Regions from separate parts of the Homo sapiens genome. Here region 1 is linked to region 2. A link is a loop called in an ENCODE intact Hi-C map of the cell type or tissue named here. Cell type or tissue: Caco-2. All regions are shown on one strand.

What was found. A loop is a pair of places that touch in the nucleus more often than their neighbours do. Peaks named below come from ENCODE experiments on the same cell type or tissue, not always from the same donor. Only the 100,000 strongest peaks of a DNase experiment are listed, where the experiment ranks them.
Region 1: a loop joins it to region 2, with 11 times the contacts of the local background. A loop is called at or near these places in 85 of 110 quality-filtered maps.

The regions. Positions count from the first base shown.
Region 1 is chr3:24,682,226-24,686,225 of GRCh38, forward strand. No RefSeq gene overlaps it. Among named protein-coding and RNA genes, the nearest start is that of THRB, 190 kb to the left of the region's middle. In Caco-2, a CTCF peak has its summit at 1,738 (motif pointing left); a DNase peak (open chromatin) is centred at 1,136.
Region 2 is chr3:23,996,699-24,000,698 of GRCh38, forward strand. No RefSeq gene overlaps it. Among named protein-coding and RNA genes, the nearest start is that of NR1D2, 53 kb to the left of the region's middle. In Caco-2, a CTCF peak has its summit at 2,448; a DNase peak (open chromatin) is centred at 2,433.

The DNA of each region.
Region 1 (4,000 bases), 690 kb after region 2:
TCTGGTTCTTGTTGGTCTTTTCTTATGTCTCAGGATAGCCTCAGGAGTTAGGAAATCAAGATGATGAATAATCTCAGCTGACATTCGTTGAAAGCTTTTTATGGGTCAGCACAGTTTGAAGCACTTCATGTGGATTAGCTCATTTAAACTTCAGTGAGAGATGTATTATCTATTACCGCTACAGGCACAGTGTCTATGGTCTATGGCTCAAAAACAAGGTATGAGAGACTTGGCGAAAACATGAAAGGAGGCCAGGCGCGGTGGCTCATGCCTGTAAATCCCAGCACTCTGGGAGACCGAGGTGGGTGGATCACCTGAGGTCTGGACTTCAAGACCAGCTGACCAACATGGTGAAACCCCATCTCTACTAAAAAAAAATATATATATATATATGTACAAAAAATTAGCCGGGCATGGTGGTGCATGCTAATCCCAGCTACTTGGGAGGCTGAGGTAGGGGAATGGCCTGAACCCGGGAGATGAAAGTTGCAGTGAGCCAAGATTGCGCCGTTGCACTCCAGCCTGGGCAAAAAGAGCAAAACTCCATCTCAAAAAAAAAAAAAAAGATAAAAAAATATGAAAGGAAAACCGCAAAATTGAAATTAATATTAATCAATTTTACAACAAAATGATAAAATCCTCAAATATTTTAAAAACAATTGCCTATATTTAATAAGGAACATATGTCCTTTTGAAAATGTGCTTACTATTTTGTAAGGTAAGACTATCAAAGTGATTATGAAAGTTTTATTGCCCTGTTCACAATAATTTTACTTAATAGAAATTATTGTTAACCCCACTTTGTAGATGAGAAAATTGAAGCACAGAGGATTTAAGTAATTTGCTTTAAGCCATACAGCTAAGTAAGGGATAAAGAAAGAATTCAAACTTTGAAATTCTGACTTTGTGAGTCAAAGTCAAGTCATATCATATCATAATGTAATGCATTCCTCATAGACACATACGCAGACACACACATGCCTTTTCAAAAAAGTTGCCTAGGGAAATTATAAAGGAATTGCAATTTGGGGCTGTTGTAAATACTTTCAGAGAATCTGTAGATCACTAAGCTCTTTGACCTGCAGTTCAACAGCGCAGGGCCACTGAACGCAGCTACTCAGGAGGTTCAAGGCATAACTGGCCGCTGCTGTGTTTGCAAAGATTGTATGACAATGGCACCGTGGAGTTGGGCAATGTGGCAGCTCTATATCAAGGCCATTAACTCTGAAATCTTAGATAGTAGTACAGATCTTGTTAAATATTGCCTAAAAGGAAGAAAAAGTTAGAAAAGTATTCAGAGGACGCCCCTTTTTTTAAAAAAAATTATAAGGTCTTGAGTATTATGCAGTAGTTGATGTACTCAATTAAAAAAAAAAAAGAATCTGCCACCCAGAGAGCTTAGGTCATGTGACTTGCTCCCAATCTTGCTCCCAGTTAATGGCAGGACCAAGACTACAAGGCCGATCCTGGAGGCCCCTGGGACTCATAGGTGTGATGCCTACCGGCATTTTCCATGGCTGAATTTCAGTTAAGAGATGCATCAAGTTTCCACTACAGAGGTTTTTGCAAAATGTCCTGAAATCCTGACTTAATTTCAGAGACTTTATATGTCCTCACAATAGCTGGAGAGGAGGAAATATTAAGCTGACGGCTTAGCAGGCAAATATTTATTTTAAAAAATGTCACCCCCTGGCACGCAAACTGAGCATCTTGTTGCGCTTGGAATTCTTTTTCCTCTCCTGCCATCTGGTGGTACTTCTGAGCCACATTTTCATTCAATTGTGCCAGATCTCAATAGTCATTTCTACAAAATTTGTTTAGCTTTCAAGGTCTTTACTGCTCAGATCATTATCACATTCTTAGGAAACTTGTTATTTTTTATTTAATATTCAGGACAAAACAAAGGTTTATGATTCTTTTTATATACCAGAGTATTTCATTTCTGTTAAATGTTTGTTTCTAAAATTTGTAGTATGTGACATTGTTAAAAACATGACCGTGAATATATATTAATTTACATTTTATATTTAATGGGAAACCAAGATGTAATTTTATTAAATTGGATATTTACTTAGAATCATTGGTTGCTGTGGTATCAGGTATTGAAAGAAAAAAATGCTATTTAAAAAATTTCCTTTTGAAATGACCACTTGACTGTGGCTATTGTTGCTGATTTTCTTGTATCATCAAGTATTTGCTCACATTACACTTGTAATTGATAGAAATCAGTTTCATTATCACTGCTAACAATCATTTCTTAGATCCATTTCTAGGATGATCCTCAACTTTTCTGCCCATCCACTAGTCATGGTGATTTTCTACAAAACTCCAGCTCTATAGCTTCTCTACAGAAGTAAGCCTGGCAAGCACTGGCCCACTCCTTCAGTTGCCACCTTCTCTGTAACCTGATCTATGGGACCTCTGCCTTAGGGATCTGACTTTGACGGGAGATGGGGGGTTGGGTGGATGATCTCACTTTCTTTTTAATCTCCAGTCTCGCAAATGTTTTCCTGTAGAACCCAGGTCAATTCTACTGTTTTAGTGTGTTTTCTGCTGCTATAACAGAGTACCTGTGACTGGGTAATTTATAAAGAACTGAGGTTTCTGACAATGCTGGAGGCTGGCAAGTTCAAGGTCAAGGAGCCCACACCTGTGAGGGCTCTCATGCTGCGTTATCCTACGGCAGAAGGCGAAAGAGAAACAGACCATGCAAGAGGAGGGAAGAGGCCCAAACTTGTCCTTTTATCAGGAGACCACTCCCGCTGTAGCTAACCTACTCCCACCATAACAGCATTACTTCATTAAGAAGGGCTTTGCCCTCTTAAGGATCTCACCTCTTAACATTGCTGCATTGCAGATTAAGTTTCCAACAAATGAGTTTGGGTGGGTACATTCAAACCATAGCACCTACCCATCTGTGAAGAAAAAGTCTGTTATATAAAAATCAAACACAAAATTATAAATAATGAATAAAAGGCTGAAAGAGACTCCAAATAATCATAGCCACATCTTCAAGTCAAAGTAACAGTTTAAAAAATGGAGAACAGAAAAATAAAATGCAGGCTTCGGAAGAGTTAACTGAATATTTTTATTTATCCAAAGTCAACATGTAATTAGTGTTTATTCTCAACACACAGTGGTAACCAGTACACAAAAGATGACTGAACAGGATTTGTTGATTAAAGGATACAATGAATAAATGCTTCAAAATTAGTTTGAAAAGTGTTAGTTGAAAAAAAAATTTAATATTCAAATTGTTAGTCAAAAATTCATTGAAATGCTTGAAAATGATTAGTCTGCTAAAAGGTAACAACATAATTTGTTGATTAAAGAGCAAATAAATACTAAATGCTTGCAAATTATTAGTTTTACCTTATAGGTACTACTTTTACCTATTGTGAATTTCCAGCTCACTTTCCCAGTCCTATTTGTATGATACTTATGTATGGGATAAACAAAACAAAGCATCCTGAAGTCTTTCTTGAAATTGGATTAATTAATTGCTACCAGTGTGCTCCTTGTGTTAATATACAATGTATTTTTGTAATGTCCTATTCCAAAGTTTTTAGCATCTTAACCTAAAGATGTTTCTTTATCCTGAGAGTCAGGTTACTGTTTTCTTGTTGTAATATGTTTGTATAACTAGAAAACACTGAAAAACTTTCTACTATATGAGAATCAGTTAAGGACAGAGAAAGGTCTTGATTTACCCAAGATAAGCGCTAGGAAAAGAGATGAAGTCCCAGGTTTCTGGCCTGTATATGCAGTGCACTGCCCTGCACAATTGTAAAGAAATTCCAGGCATAATGAACAATGTACATTTCATCATTTACATGAAAATAAAGTCAATACTCTAGAATAATACTTCAAAAATTGGTCAGTTTTCCCATGCAGTCCCTTGAATGGGGACATTTTGCTGTGATTAATAAATTGGGTCAGTAATAAACAGCATTAGCAGGTTAGGAAGACAGCCAAACACTAGTCAACATGAATTTTCCTC
Region 2 (4,000 bases):
ACTACTTTTGGCTAACTTAACCCATTAAAGTAAGAGTGTAAATTGGTGTGTGTGTGGCGTGTGTCTATGTGTGTATTTATGTATTCCTGCCTCACCTCAAAACATCAGTTAGCTTGTTCCTTTATCTTACATTTCCTGTGAACTGGAAGTTAGATCTGAGTCTTGATTAGATTCAAGTTAACCGTTTAAGGCTATAATATATAATAGGTGATGTTTCTGGTTTATATGGCATTATAGCTATTTATTTAGCTAACGATTCTGAAGGTTGTTCTTTAATTTGGGCTGGGATAAGCTGGGAAGAGCTTCTGGTCCAGGTTGAGTTTGGATGGTCTTGGATGCACTTGCTCATGTGTCTCTAGTCAGCTGATAGTTTGGCTGGGTTGACTGACCATGGGTTCGGCTGAGATGGCCAGTCTTTCTCCATGTGATCACTCACTCTTTCCCATGCTAGCTCATTCTCATGGCAGCTCAGGGTTCCATGCATGAGAACAGACGCATGCAAGGTTTTTTGAGGTATAGGCCCAAGAAAATCTCAAGGCCAGTCCAGATTCAAGAAGGGGAGAAAAACACTTTACTCCTTGATGGAAGGAGTTACAGTGTCACATTACTAGGGTGTAGGTACAAGGAGGGAAAGAATTGGCGGCCATTTCTTTCATCTACTACACCTGGGTTTGTAATTTTTGTCAGTGCATGATTTCTCACCTTGTGTAAGGACCACTGACAGGAAAATGTCTCAAGCTACTGTTGAAAATGTAAGTTTCCGGGCTGGATGCGCTGGCTCAGGCCTGTAATCCCAGAACTTTAGGAGGCCGAGGTGGGCAGATAACCTGAGGTTAGGAGTTCGAGACCAGCCTGGACAACATGGTGAAACCCTTCTCTACTAAAAATACAAGAAAATTACCCAAGCATGGTGGCGGGCACCTGTAGTCCCAGCTACTTGGGAGGCTGAGGAAGGAGAATGTTGTGAACCCAGGATGTGGAGCTTGCAATGAGCCGAGATCGCGTCACTGCACTCCAGCCTGTGCAACAGAGTGAGACTGTGTCTCAAAAAAACAAACAAACAAAAAAACCAACCAAACAAACAAAAACAAAAAACAAAAACAAAAAAAAAATAAAATGTAAGCTTCTGAAAAACCAGGTGCAAAGAATGTGTCAGAGTAACAGAGAAGCCCTGGAAATGAGGGTTTTGCGTTCAGCTGGGACGTCAAGTTACAGCTGATGAGCTTTTTCCAAAAATTGTCGGGCAGGTTTTAAGGATTAGAGAAAATGTTTGTTGAATAGCTAGAACAGTTCTTAGCACATAATGGGCGCTAGAGATGATGACTATTAAATATTTAGAATTATTTAATCAGTATTCTTCAAATGTATTTTGAATACCTACAGTGAAATATATCTTTTTTGTTGTTGTTGTTTTGTTTTGTTTTAAAGACTGAGTCTCTCTCTGTAGCCCAGGCTGGGGTTCTATGGTGCAATCTTGGCTCACTGCAACCTCTGCCTCCCAGGTTCAAGCGATTCTCCTGCTTCAGCCTCCTGAGTAGCTGGGATTACAGGCGCCTGCAAGAACGCCCGGCTAATTTTTGTATTTTTAGTAGAGATGGGATTTCACCATATTGGCCAGGCTGGTTTCAAACTCCTGACCTCAAGTGATCTGCCCGCCTTGGCCTCCCAAAGTACTGAGATTACAGGTGTCAGCCACCACACTCGGCCAATATATAGGTTTTTTAAAAAAACGTGTATGTTTTTTTCCCCCTCAAGGAGCCCTACGGTTTTTTAGGGAGAAAGAGAAGTAGACAACTGAAATACAGTTTGATAAATGTTTTCACATGATATTAATAAACTGCTATCTACAAGTTTTTATTGAGCACCTATTCTATGGAGGACATTTTGCTGAGTTTTTAGTAGATGGTGCTAAAGTATGCAGGTTTTTTTTTTTTTTTTTGAGATGGAGTCTCGCTCTGTCACCCAGGCTGGAGTGCAGTGGCCTGATCTCCACTCACTGCAAAATCTGCCTCCCGGGTTCACGCCATTCTCCTGCCTCAGCCTCCCGAGTAGCTGGGACTACAGGCGCCCGCCACCACGCCCGGCTAATATTTTTGTATTTTTAGTAGAGACGGGGTTTCACCGTGTTAGCCAGGATGGTCTCGATCTCCTGACCTCATGATCCGCCCGCCTCGGCCTCCCAAAGTGCTGGGATTATAGGCGTGAGCCACCGCGCCCAGCCTAAAATAAGCAGTTTTAAAAATACTTTGGGTTCTTATAAATAATGTACAATGACTTCAGCAGCATTGTTGGGGAAGGAACAATATCCAGAATGTTACACCAGTCAGTCATTTCTGAAGAATCTGTTGATGATAAAATGGCCCATTATTTTTTCTGCTGCTAAACCAAAGGCACTATGACCTGCTAATTCTCATTTACTCAGCAGGCGGCGCTCCAGCACCAGGGATTGCATTGAAAGTGACAATTTAGTGAAACAAGGAGGTTTTTGGTTAATGTTTGTTTTTCAGGCTAAAAAGGAAAGCCGTTAGGAAAAATAAACAGTTTATCAGGCATTGCGACAAAGACACTTGAGGGGAAAGACAAGCTGTCACTTCAAGGACAGGAAGAAAAATCCCTGCATCTGTAGAATCATCAGATGCATGACTGTCTTGTTAAAAAAATGATGAAATGAGGAAGGAAGGAAAAGCATCTGAGATAAAAGAGAAGATTAAAAAAATGGAAAACAATTGAAATCATCTGCAAGCAAGGATGGAGGAGTACCGCCCTGGGAGAGGGATGTGGAGGAGTGTTGCAGCAATTGGAAAAAATGAAAACAACTGGAATATAATTGGGACTCATTCTAAGTATTCAGATGTACCATTTTCTTTAGATGCCAAATCTGCATAATTGGTTTCAGCTGCCCAACCCACACCCAGTTCTTGTTTTGTAACTTTCAATAGTTTGAGGTCTTCAGCACGTAAACGTTTGCACCTAATGACAAGTGCCTGGTTTCTAAATCAAAATTGCCTTATAGTTTCCAAAAATTTCAGGTCAGGAATACAGGACAGCTGAATTAGTAATTAAACTTTAGTTAAAGGGATTGGAATAGAAACAGCTAAATTAAAAGAAAAAAGTATTTATTGTGAAAATGGTTGGATTTTTGAAGGGTCACTTGTGCTAACCTGCTATTGGGATTAGGGATAATGCTTCCAATTTAGGCTTCACTCTCTCTACTTGGCCATTAAAATAGTTTTCTCAAGAAGAACTTCTCTACATTTATCTTTCTGTATCACATAAATAGCTTAGCTAGTCTTTTTTCTGTAACGTTTTTAATGTAACACCATTTTACTTGGTTTACTCTTTCCTGGAGAGAGATTTAATCAGAATAAGTTAATCTGAAGGCACTCTATAAAACAAAAGAGAATGAGCAATTGTTAGATTGATTGTTTAGACCTAGCCACAGTCTATGTAATATATGAATTAAATTGATGCAATGAAAGAACTATCATACAAGTGGTTCGGAAACATTGGTGTGTATCAATGGTGCCAAACTTTCTTAAAACATAGATTGCTGGGTCCCACTCTCAGAATTTCTGGTTTAGTGGGTCTGGGGTGAGGTAATAAAATGTACATTTTTAACAAATTCTGGGTGATGCTAATGCTCTTGGTCCAGGGATCTGATTTTGAGAACCACTGACATACTTTTGCAGAAAAAGTTTTCTATTTGATTTGGTTATGGTTATGGCTTTGGTTTTCATCCTCCTGCAGTTATATATGGTCAGAATCAGATATTTAATGAATGGAGGAGGAGGAAGAGGAGGACCAAGTGGGCAGATATTTGTTGAACACCTGGTATATACTTGCTTCTATGGCTCTTTACATTCTTAATCTTCTCACTTAATCTTCCCCATGACTGTACAAAGTATGATTTGTTCTCCCACTCAACAGATGTAGAAACTGAGTCTTGAAGAGGTTGGGAACTTTTGAAAGGCAAACAGCTAGCTAATGGCTAAGCTGAAAA